Linked DNA regions of Mus musculus: region 2 is linked to region 1. Evidence: chromatin contacts called from ENCODE Hi-C or POLR2A ChIA-PET data. All regions are on one chromosome and are shown on one strand. Each heading gives the region's core, a stretch centred on a gene start or an enhancer-like site at or near the end of the contact. The rest is flanking DNA. Distances are from core to core; before and after follow the strand shown.

Region 1 (6,012 bases), core at 2,191-4,690:
GGTGTTTGACAACCTGAGTTAGATATCTAGAGCCCACCTGATAAAAAGAGATGGCCAACTCCCTAGAGCTAACCTCCGACCATAACACACAAGATACAAATGAATAACAGATAGTAAAAACAAAACCAAAAACCTATCAGCATCCATATTCCTTAGCTCTATCTGCAGTATTAGTTGTAGTTTGGAAGAGAAAAAAAACCAAACCAAAACAGTAGTTTAACAACATATGGAGCTTATCTGATTTAAGAAAATGGGGGTACAAATTGAAATTCATTTTGTATTTCATAAAAAATATTATTATGTGTGAAAAAAAGCTTTGTTGCTATGTGCATTTAAAAATCTGCATTGCAAAGATATGTTACCTGGGGAGTCTGAATCACTCCATCCTTTCAGAAGTTGACTAATAAGCTAATAAGCAATAAGTAATAAGCATAGTTCTCTGCGTTTCAGACCTTTCATATATAGTAAATGTTCATAATGTTTATTTGGAAATGTTAGTCAAAGACATTCTAAGTTATTTTCCAGATTTGAAAGGATTTTCTATAAACTGTTACTAATAATTTAATTTAAATTTGTTTTTAGAGAACAGAAGGCTTACAAATCTCTCTACTTTTGTAATACTTGATTTATAAATGCCAGTTTTGTGGGGAGTTCTCCTTTTTAAATTTAAAATAGTTTTATCTGTGGTTGGAGAGATGACACAGCTGATAAAGAGATACATACTGTTCTTGCAAAGGACCCAAACTCTATTCCCAGTATCCATGTTAACCCTCCAAGGGCAGGGACCCCTACCTACACTACATGCACATACTCATAGACAGAGGCACACTTATACACATGCCTTAAAAACAGAAAAGAAATTGTTGAGGCTGAAAGGATGGCCCAGTGGATAAGAGTCCTAGCTCACCACCCAGAGGACCTGGATTCACAACACTCACATGGTACCTCACAATCAGGTTCCAGGGGATCTAATTTCTTCCTCTGAACTCCCTGAGCACCAGGCACACATACAGTGTACAGACACACAAGCAGGTAAAGACTCAATACATGCAAAAAAATAAAATAAAATAAATTTAAATATGTATTACTAATCTGGGTGTAGTGGCTTATACTTTTAATCCCAGCACTCATGAGAGAGGGGTAAACTGTGAGTTTGAGACCAGCCTAGGACAGCCAGAGTCCTTGCATCAACAAAACAAAATTACACAAATGTTATAAAAATACCACATTTTTCAAAACCACACATTGAAAAGCCAAGTTTTACCAAACAGAACAGAGAGAGACAAATTCCACACCCCAACCCCCAAAAGACACCCACCTTCCCTTTCTGAGAAAGGCTTCATTCTGTTCTTCAGATATCTGTTCATTTCTCCATTGTGGCACATTTCCAATACCAGGTAGACATAATTGTTATCTTCAAAGTAATTATAGAGCTAAAACAGAAAAGGGTGCCGTCAACTATACGAACATCCAGCTTTCCTTAACTACTTTAATACATCTGGTATCTTACCTCCAAGACAGAGGGGTGTTTCAACTGGCAATGTATTTTCACCTCATTTTGGACTCTCTGTACCATTCCAGCTTTGTACATGGCTTTCTTATCTATCTAAAAATAAGAGGGCAGATTTATTTGTTGATTTTTATGGTTGTGGCTTGATCTAGAGCCCTGTGCATGCTAGAGAAAAGCACTCTACCACCTAGCTATACCCCTAAGCCCAGACAAAAGCTCAAACAACAACCTATAATTGTAAGAAGTCTTTTTTTTTTAATATAGTCTTTGAAGTCAGTTTACTCCTATCTGTGCTCTGCCCTCGACCTAACAGAGTACATTCCCAGTATGTCCAGTGCATTTATGTGATAGCAGAGATTGGCCCTGGAGTTAGGATTTTCTTTTTCCCAACTCTTCAGAACTGGGATCACAGGCTGACCATAATGGTATTCTTGGACCGTTACAGCCACAAATGAGCATATTATTATTATAAATTGCTGACTTCTCATTACCTTAAGTATTCATAGCAACAAAATGTACTGGTCTCCTGAACCCTAGTAAAGTATAAAACTTCACTTAAGCAAGGTTAAGAGTCTCTTAAATGTCCTTAAATTCAGATGCTGTACTTAACAGCTGTCTTTTGGTTATGCAATGTATTATGCAATTATTACAAATGCACACATTTGGCAGGGTGGCAAGGTGCAGTCTTTAGCAGATAATGAGTGGGACATTTTAAATAGCATGCCTTCATTGCTCTCTAGTACCTTGCAAAAATACTGAAGAAACAATAACTAATACATTCTTACCATTTTGATTGCAACTTCCAAACCAGTGTGTATGGACTCAGCTCTGTAGACACCAGCAAATGATCCTTTACCGAGTAGATTTCCAACCTTAAAGTCCTTTTAAAAAAAAAATTAAGGATTACACGTGAGGAATCGCAGATCTAGAAAGTAAGAAAGTTGGGTAGGGGATGGGATGTGAAATGGGCCAAAGAGAAAAGGAGACATGGTTCAAGCAGCTGCCACACCTCGATGATGCAGGTGTCTGGGGTGGAAGGCATCTTGACGCTCTGAGAGATTTTCTGAGCTCCCTCCCTGATGGAGGCTAAGGACTCTAATGAGCTGGTTAGCTCGGGTCCCTCCTCTGGCCCACCAGGTTCCCGCCGCAGCTCCCGCCACGGTAACCGCCATCCCCGGGGAGGGGGCAAGCGGAGCGCGGCTTTGGAGGCGGGAGTGCGGACCCGACGCCAAGGGACCAGGACCGGGCGGGGCCCGCAGCTGGAGACACACCTGCGGGGTACAAGGCGCTCCCCTCCGGGCGGGGCTCCAGGGGGCGGGTCGCTTCGCCTGTCCCTCGGCGATCAGCCCCGCCACCGCCACCGCGCCTGCCCGCCTCATCCCCGCTTTACTAGTGTCACTGAGCACCAGTGAGCGCCTGAGCCAGACTGGGCCTCAGCCTCAGCCCGCTAACCCGTCTGGTCTCCCGTGTGTTTGTGCCGAGCCACAATGGACCTCCCCTCAGCACTGCGCTCGGTTCACCTCAGCTCACTGGGTCCCGGAATACCAGAGTCCGCCTCCATCGGACCTTCCCTCAGCTCCGCGCCCGCCGGCCTCACCTCGATCCTCTCCCCGATGCACGCCGCCATGTTCCCGAGCCGCCGGCGCCCGGGGCTCGGCCTTCTCGCAGTCCCTCCGAGGCAGCGCTCCGAGAAGCCAGCAGGTCTTGGCGCCCATCAGGACGCCTTCTCTACGCCGCCGCTGGCGACGCCGCCAACGCCACCGAAAGGTACCCCCGGTACCTCCCGAGGCCTGGGCGGCGCCCCGGAGCTCCCATTTTGAAAAATTCCCGCCGGTCTCCGAACGAGCCAGCCTGGCGGTGACGTCAGCACACTCTCCACTTCTTAGAGGCGGAGACCGACACGCATGCGCAGCAGGGGCTTTCCCTCGCTCTAGGCCGGAAGTGGGTTTTAAGTTTGACGGAAAGCGGTCAGTGTACGACTGACCGTAGCGCGGACGCTAATAATAGGTTACGTTTTGACCTGAAGGATAATAGGGCTTTGGCTTCCCGCAGAAAGTCTTTTAAATAAGTGTGTAGGTTTGGCCTAAAGAGAACTAGGGGGAAAAGTCCATTACTTTCCTTAGAACAGCCCCGAACCCGCCAGCCCACCATGTACACCGTTGTGCCATTTTCCTTTTTTACAGCTATTAATGTGTGGTGCTTTAAGATGAACTGTATAGGGAAAACACCGACTCTAAAGTAAAAAAAGCCTGGGGATGTACCTAAGTGGTAAAATGCTTTCCAAGCGTGGACATGTCCTTGGGTTCTAGTTTCTTCTTTCCCAGCAACCCGCTGCCCGGACAGATATTAAAGGTTGGACACAGCGACGCACTGGGGTTGAGTCAGTCCATTCTTGGACTCTAAGGAGTTCCAGGCTAACCTGGGCTACCAATCTTACAAATTTATTTTGAGCCATATGTGAGTGACCTAGGCTAAGTCATTTTCCTCTAAAAATGTTTTGAAGAAAGAGTAGTGGTATGGATCTTTACATTAGTTGCTAGTAAATAATCCGACAGGGGTTTGCTTTTTAGCCTAATTGTTTTGAGATTTTTTAATCAGATGCAAAAAGATCCAAAGTAGTGACTTGTTTTCTGAAGATCCTCAATAGTGTGTTCTCTCTGTGTCTGTGTTTTATCTCAACTCCTAATAGTGTTCCAATCCAGGTCTAGATTGCTATCCCCAAATGCCAGTGATTCCAGGACAAGAAGTGAGGCAAGGAAAGATTCATTTGGAAAGACAGCAAATCAGAGATGATGGCACCTGGGTGGTCAGGGGGTCTATCAACAAAGATGAGTCGTCTTAGTGGGGGCCTGTGTCTCCAAGGGCAATTTATAGTTAGGAATAAGAGGAATAGGCTAGCGGGCACTTTTAAAAGGTTCTATGCTGAGTGAGGTCCTCATTTAGGACCTTTTTGTCTTTGGCTGCAGTATCCTTGAGACAATTAAGGCCAACCTCCACACATATTTAAATGAACACGTTATCCTGCAAGCAAGGCATCACTTCACAAGTTTCATGCTTTTCAGACACTGTGCACATCTCAGGGGTAGGAGATACCGACATAGTGAGTGAGACCTAGCTGCTGTGGGAGAGAGCCATATTTGCCTATCAGTACTCAATGCTGTCAGCTAGCCTCCTGTTATCCACGTCCAGGGGCTCTGATGCCACCTTCTGGCTCCTATCGACATAGCACTCATGTACACAAACCTATACTCACATAAACTCACGTTATAAAAATAAAATCTACAAACAAAAAAGCTGATCTCATGTACAGAACTTTCTCAAAGCTGTTTGAAAACAAAGCACCGTGCCTGCCGGATGGAGCTTGTGTGAAGATACTTTATAATGAACACGTAATTTACGTACACACAGGAATGATTGCACATCAAAAACAAAAACCTGCAATTTAATGGATTCATTTGTAGTTTAAGGAATGTTTACATTCATAGAAGCACTCTCAATTTTCAACATGATTTAACATTCTAGAATTCTAATTTCAAGCACACTGGCATATTAGAATTTCCCTTGCAGTGTCTTAATAGGCAAATAAGATTATTATGACTCAGGGTCATGCTATGCACCTCAGGCTGGCCTTGAATTCCAGAGCTAGATTTTAGATGTGTGCTACCCGATCTAGTTTCATAGATGATTTAGACTGTTGCTTAAAAGTCTTGCAGATGTCTTTGGTATTCCTGGGCTTTATTTTGTGGCCTCAGAGTTTTTGTAAATATTTCACATGTATTTAAAGTTTATCAGAGCCCATTAATAGTCTGTTGATATAAATCCATGCCCTCGTTACTTTTTGTTGCTTTATATATTTGCCTTGTGTTATCACTTCATTGTCAGCTGCAGTCTATGTTCTCAGACCTGTGTCAGAGCTCATATATATTTCTAATGAATTCTCTATAATCAAAGAATACCCTCTTTATGCTCTAAAGTTTTAATTTATACTACTCATATTTACAGAAACATTTTTTTAACCTGTAGAATCATTTTTTCTTAGCCTTTCACTTACCTTTTTGTATGTTCTTAGCATAACTTTTTCTCTACTACATCTTTTTTTTTTTTGGATCTTCTATAAGCCACAAATACTCTTCAAACTGGCAAATATGATGTCATTAAAGTAGCTATCAGTGTTTAGGTTTTTATTTACTTACTAAGACAAGGTCTCTGTAGACCTGACTTTGTACTTACTTGCAATGGACACCCTCCCTCTGTTTCACTAGTACTCACCTGGCTACTAGACTTTTTAATGTGATTTCAATGTTTTCTTCTTTTAGCAATGGATTACAATTTAGTTTATGTTATCTTCTATTAATTTTATATTCTTGTCATCTCTGATCACTAAGGAAATCAGTTTTATCCTGTTGACAGTGAGATTAAACAGGTGGCCAAAGCATCACTGCGGAAAGTGTGCTCACTCTGCTGACATCATGCTGCCTGTGAGACTTCCGGGCTGTGTGAAC
Region 2 (6,012 bases), core at 1,643-4,142, 94 kb before region 1:
GCTAGACTTTTGTTTGTTTGTTTGTTTGTTTTTGAGACTGGGATTCTCTGTGTAGTCCTGGCTTGCCTTCAAGTCATAGAGAGTAGCCTACCTCTGCTTCGCAAGTGTGCCACCACTGCCTGGCTCTTCCTAGACTTTTATGTATGTGATCTCAAAGGCATAAGTAAATTTCAAAATTGTCATTGTGGTGAGAAACCCATTTCTGCAATCTGTCCTCTGACCTCCTCGTATCCTCTGTAGCGTATGTGTACTGCAAAATAGATTGTAAAAATGTAATATTTTTTAATCTACCATGTGTGCCAACTTCCCTCTTGCCCCCGCAAGAGACATAATTTTCATTTTTTAAATGTATATTTGCCTGCGTGTATGTATGCATGCATGTTCCTAGTGCTTATTGAGGTCTAAAGAGGGCATTAGATTCCTCAGAATTAGATGACGAGTTACCATATGGAAATTGAATTTTGATCCTCTGCAAGAGCCATAAGTGCTTTTAAGGTCTGGATCATCTTCTCCAGCCCATGTCACACATTAAAATCTCTCTAGCACTCTCTCTCTCTCTCTCTCTCTCCCTGTTTCTTTCTCTCTCACACATACACACACACACACACCAGCTATCCTTAGGCTACTGATTTAATTGCTTTTATACTGAAGAAGAGTAGGAAAATAAGTAGGAAATATGTAACTATTCTAAAAAATCATTGACGAAAACCCAACATGGGGTTGGATGTATAGCTCAGTTGATAACTTTCCTGTTAAGCACTTGAAAGGCTTAGTTGAATCCCTAGCATTACCAAAAGAGAAAAGGGGGTAGAGTGGGGGGACAAATAGCCAACAAGTCCCCAATTTTTGGGTAATACATTTGGAAAGGTTTAATCTCTTCAACTTTGGCTCTTTTTTCTTGGTGTACTATTTAAAAACAAACAAAAATATAAAACAAAACAAAACAAACAAAAACCACTGTTGTCCTCCCCCATGTTGCTTTGATTGCTACCTTTGATATGTTTCTGAATTTATTTAGACTTTAGGACTTGTCTGTGTACTCACCAAATATGTTTTTGTTGTCTGAAGTCATCACTTGGAGACAGTAATGGAAAGACCCGAGTTTCCCCACTTAGCTGTGTGACCTTGAGTGAGCCACCTCAACTGGAAAGTAGAAAACTATACTTGGCCTAATACAGAGCAACAAATTATTTCATTTAAATAAACACTAAATACTTGCTTTGCTTTTCATATTAGGAAATATGAGAAGATATTCTTGATATTCTGTTTACAGGAAACCTGGTGGTAAACAGCACAGGTTTTGTTGTCAGAGGAGTCCTGTTTCTTGAATTCAAGCTACTGTTGGTTAGCTCTGTAGCCCTCCGCCATCTTCCTATTCTCTCTGCCTTTCACTTCTTTGTCTACTTGAGTCAATCTCTCTCCTCTTTAGAAAACCATTGTAGGGATGAAAGAGGGCCTGAATAAGAATAAGATTTCTTTCAACATACACCACATTCTACTTGATGGAATGCTAGTTAAAATTTTCTTCCTCTATTATATAAGAGTCTCAAATTGTGTCACTGTCCAGGGATTAGAAATGACAACCATAACATAGGAAGAATATCGAGGTTAAAAAAAGGACTTTATTTTCTACCCATCTTTAGTCTTGGAACCAATAACGAGAATCTCCTTGTTTCTGTTACTATAGATATATGTGCAGGACTGAATACAATGAAGTATCTAATAATCAGGATTGGATTCAAAGATAATTAACAGAAGACATTTCAAGTTTAACAGTTCTCTAGTAGAATATGCCTGATTGGCTGCACATGAGATGATCACAAATGAAAGATCAAAGGAGAGCAGATGGGAATACCACACAACAGAGAGCTCCTGAGGCAGGACAAATGCTAAGCGCTCAAGGAGTTCAAGAATTGAGACTGGGTCCCAACTCTGAGAGATTCCAGGTAACTTATCTCGACCTCAGGTCTTGATCAGATAGATAAGTATCTGCTTTACCCGTGTCCTAGGAGAGATGTGATCCAATGAAATCACATGACAATCTTATCTAGAGTTAAGAAAACATTACTTTAGGAGACACACGATGACTTCTAGCAGCAATTAGCTGACAAGTCCAATGGCAGGGACAGAGACTAGGAAGTCAACAGTATCTGAGTCTGTTGAGTGTTTATGTTCCTGGTGCTGAAAGCAGCGGGTTGGAGCTAAGCAGGCTTTGCCTAGGGGCTGGCTTTTTGCAAAGTTAAGGTTCTGGGGCCCGGAACCAGCGAGGTTGTAGCCTCCTCAGACCCGACCTTCAGTCCCCTCAAGTGAGGAGCCGGTGGGGGCATCAGTGTCTGGCTGCCATCAGCCGCGACCCCCAAGTCTCTTAGGAGCGGAGTCAGGGGTATAACAGCGGCTGCCTACCATCAGCCTCATCCTCAGTCCCTTTCAGGTGAGGCGCTGATGGCCAGCAGGGTTGGGCCACAGGGGTCCCCAACGCCCTCCCTCGAACCAGGGAACCGCTGCCTTCCTGTCGCCTTGCACGTACGCAGACGACAGAGGCTGTTACTTACAGGCCGCTCGCCGAGGCACACCTGAAGGGGAACTCGCCAAGCCTCTGGCCACCACCGCTCTCCACGCTTAAGGCACCGGACTTTCGCCTCAGCTCGGACAGCAGAGAGCTGAATCTGCTCAGGTACAAAACAGCAGGCGAGCTGCCAGCCAGCCTGACAGGGAGGACGTCCTCGGGGCGGGGCGTGGCGTCCGCGGGACACGCCCCCAGAGGCCGGCTCTGGCCTTGCTCCACCTCTTCCGGCCTGCTCTCTGTTTGCCACCACCGCCTCCTGCAGGGCCCACACGCTTCACACTTCCCTTAGGCTGCCGGTCCGCTTCCGGCCTCGCGGCGCGCACGCGCACTCATAGGAGTGTTTTGACAGCTCCGGGCCTGGAGAAGGAGCAGGTGTCGCGAGAGTGGGCAGCGCGCCGCCTAGCGAGAGCTGGAATTATGGCGAACCTGGGAAGTGAGGCTGAGCGGGAGCCCCTCTTGGGCCCGGGATCACCGGAAAGCAGGTGAGCAGGCGGGTGGGACTAGCTGGGAACAGTGAGTCCACTGTCCGGACCCGAAACCCGGCTGCACATGCGCATGCCCAGCAACGCCTTCGGAGCTGCTTAGGACAGGCTCCGGGATAATCGCGTGTACTTGGGAATAGAGGAGAATCTTGGTGCTTGGAGAACTTGTGTACCTAACAAAGCTGGGCAGGGGGATGCTTCACAAAGGTCACAGCAGTTTCACATTGTAGCCCTTGTGCTGTGTGTCTTAAGCATCTGCCTGAATCCTGTTATGGTAATTCCTTCCTCCTTGAGAATTTCTTTTTCTTCACTATTTTTCCTGTTTTGTATGAAAAAACCTAAGCTGCCTCTTTTACAGCAGACACTGCATTCTGTTGACCCTGTGTAGCTGTCCACTGTCACAAAAGCCCCAAATGGTGGTTTTAACCGACACTCAAGAGCTAAACTTGAGTTAGACTTTTCCTAACCTAATAACTTCTTCATATTTTGCAAATAAACCCACTTAAAATGACTCACACTTTGCTCAGTATCACAGGTCCAAAATAAACACACCTTTAAGCGTTTCATTAGTATTTTCATCCTTGTAATTCTCATTTTGATCCTTATTCATGAGCACTAATTTAGAAAAGTTGGGCTTGTCTTACTGTAGCAATATGTATTTTTACCTTTACGAAGCAGTAAGTATTATTTCATCGAGTCTTTTGTTTGAAGCGCAGTGTGTGTTTTATTAGGTTCATCTTTTGAGGGGGAACAGGTGGCACATGCATCATGGTTTGTACAGAGGCCAGAGGATGGATTACAATTTTATGTTTCTTGATTTTATCTTGAGGTGATTAAAATGAGTAGCAGTGTTGACATTTGTTTTAAAAGAGCTGCATCCCCCAGGCCTGTTGAGACCTTCGAAGCTGTTGGCTTCTGCCCTGCTTTTTGCTGTGCAGCCATCCTTTTGGAGTTCTTAAGCTCTGTAGTTGTCCTGCCTATTCCACGCCTAGAAGAGACCATCCCTCTTCTCCCTTTTGAAATCTGTCAGCAACCCTCATTTATGTTACCTGCAACTCCTGCCAACAACTTTTTTTCTTCCAGGCTTGTTATTTGCCGGGACCCTGAAGTTATTTTTACTTACTGTAATTTTGTGCTTCTGATGTACAGGCTCTGCCAGGCTAGAGCTCCCTGTTAGTCACATGCATAGGGCTGTGGCATTTCCATTTCCTAGCCTTCTTTGTGCTGCTTGCTTTTCTTCTGTTGTATTTCATGTCAGGCCTGTGTTTTCCAGAAAGAGCGTGGGATCCTTGAGTCATAGATGTACAGCTAACCATAGAAATATGATTTTGATTGAAATAAGCTTAAACACATTTTCTCTTACTTTTCTCTCCCTTTTAAATAAGTGATTGTGTTAGGCTTCATCTATAGGTGAAGATGGACAGATGTTCCTGTCCATGAAGAGTTCATTAGATTGAACTCTATGTTCTGTGTTTAGCATTTTAAAAATTAAAAGGAAACATTTTCAGAACAATTCAACAAGTATTCTGTTTTTAAAATCATAAGTTGATTCCCTAGTTATGACTAACTGCAGGGTTTGCTCACTTGTACTTTACTGTACAAAGTTCAGTATAGTAAGCCAGCAGCCCTTATCAAACAAGATTGACTAATCAGGATTTATTGATGTAATTGGCTTAGATCCTTCTTTTCTTGAGTGTCTAGTGCTCTCAACTGACTTCCTTTATGAATTTTATTTAATAGAGCAGAGGCCGACACTTTTTCTGTAATAGACCCATTGGTGTATAGTTTAGGTTTGTTGGTTCAGGCCCAAAGGCAAAGTCATGGATAGCATAGATACTTAGAAGAGAAAATCTGCAGATCATACTAAATGAGTGCATTGTTTAGTCAGTAGGTTGGTCTATTGAGGAGAAACTTGGTCTTTGAAGTTAGTCTTTTGTCATCTGGTAACAACTATTCACCTGTAAACCAGTTTTATCTATCAAGCTAAAGACTGGTGGTGTCTGGATTTGACCTAAAGATTATAGATTGCTAGCCTTACCTTAGGTTTTTTTGAAATACTACAGACACTTCAAATTCTTATTTCAGTATTTGTCAATAAAAGAAATATTACTGCACCCTCTGTCCTTACATGTCTGCACTACCTCCCTCCTCTCTTCCCTCACTCCCTTCCTTTCTTCCTTCCTTTCAAGTAAGTTCTCACTTTGGAGCCCAGGCTGGCTCACAGCTCAGTCTGGTAGAGGCTGGCCTTGAACTTAGGGTCTTCCTGCTTTCCCTCCTTCGTAGTGCAATAACAGTAATAGGCAGGTGCTAGTATGCTTGTCTTACAGTGCAGACCTTTTATTTCTGTCATATGTCTGCAGTTATATTCAGTACTGCTCTCTCCAGATGCTCACCCTTCTTGCTCTCCAGTTCTGAGTCTGACTGTTCTGCCTTTCTGTAGTGAGACCAGAGCGAATTTTGAAAGTGCAGTGCTGCTCTGCCCCAGACTCTGTACAAAAACACACACTGAATCATATTGTTTTACCCAGGTGTTCAGTTCATGCCAGTGTATTATGTATTTTTCTTGGATTTTAAGTCATATATTTGTTAAACATTCTGCCATCTGGAGCTGTGGTTATCAAAATATTAGAACACCATGGTTTTACTTGAGAGAGAATTCCATCAGGAAAATGAATGCCAGGATACAGCAGAACTAGTAGATAGAAGGTAAACGTTAAACAAATCCCCTTGGAAAGATGTACAGCATTTTTTGTTTGTTTGTTTGTTTGTTTGCTTGCTTGTTTAGACAGGGTCTCACTATGTGTGTGGAGCCGCACTCACATTTGCCATTACAAGATGGCGCTGACAGCTGTGTTCTAAGTAGTAAATAATCTGCACATGTGCAGGGGCAGTTTTCCTGCCATGTGCTCTGCCTTTCTCGTGACGACAACTGGGCCGATGGGCTGCAGCCAATCAGGGAGTGAC

What was found. Hi-C counts contacts between places; a loop is a spot of excess contacts on that map. ChIA-PET counts read pairs that join two places held with the same protein, here RNA polymerase II (POLR2A).
Region 2: a loop to region 1 is called in a map of v-Abl transformed pro-B cells, with 4 times the contacts of the local background. The contact joins the promoter of 6430590A07Rik here to the promoter of Plk4 in region 1. A Hi-C loop is called at or near these places in 1 of 37 maps with a recorded cell type or tissue (v-Abl transformed pro-B cells). POLR2A ChIA-PET finds 5 or more read pairs at or near these places in 2 of 5 experiments (Patski and embryonic stem cell).

What each region holds. Positions count from the first base shown.
Region 1 is chr3:40,797,379-40,803,390 of GRCm38, reverse strand. Plk4 (polo like kinase 4) reads right to left here and starts at 3,440. Exons shown (of 16, transcript NM_011495.2): 1 at 3,108-3,440; 2 at 2,296-2,391; 3 at 1,511-1,606; 4 at 1,319-1,433. The coding sequence starts at 3,137.
Region 2 is chr3:40,890,984-40,896,995 of GRCm38, reverse strand. It overlaps 6430590A07Rik (RIKEN cDNA 6430590A07 gene), which reads left to right and starts at 2,892. Exons shown (of 3, transcript NR_166482.1): 1 at 2,892-3,048. It overlaps Abhd18 (abhydrolase domain containing 18), which reads right to left and starts at 2,737. Exons shown (of 13, transcript NM_026622.4): 1 at 2,553-2,737.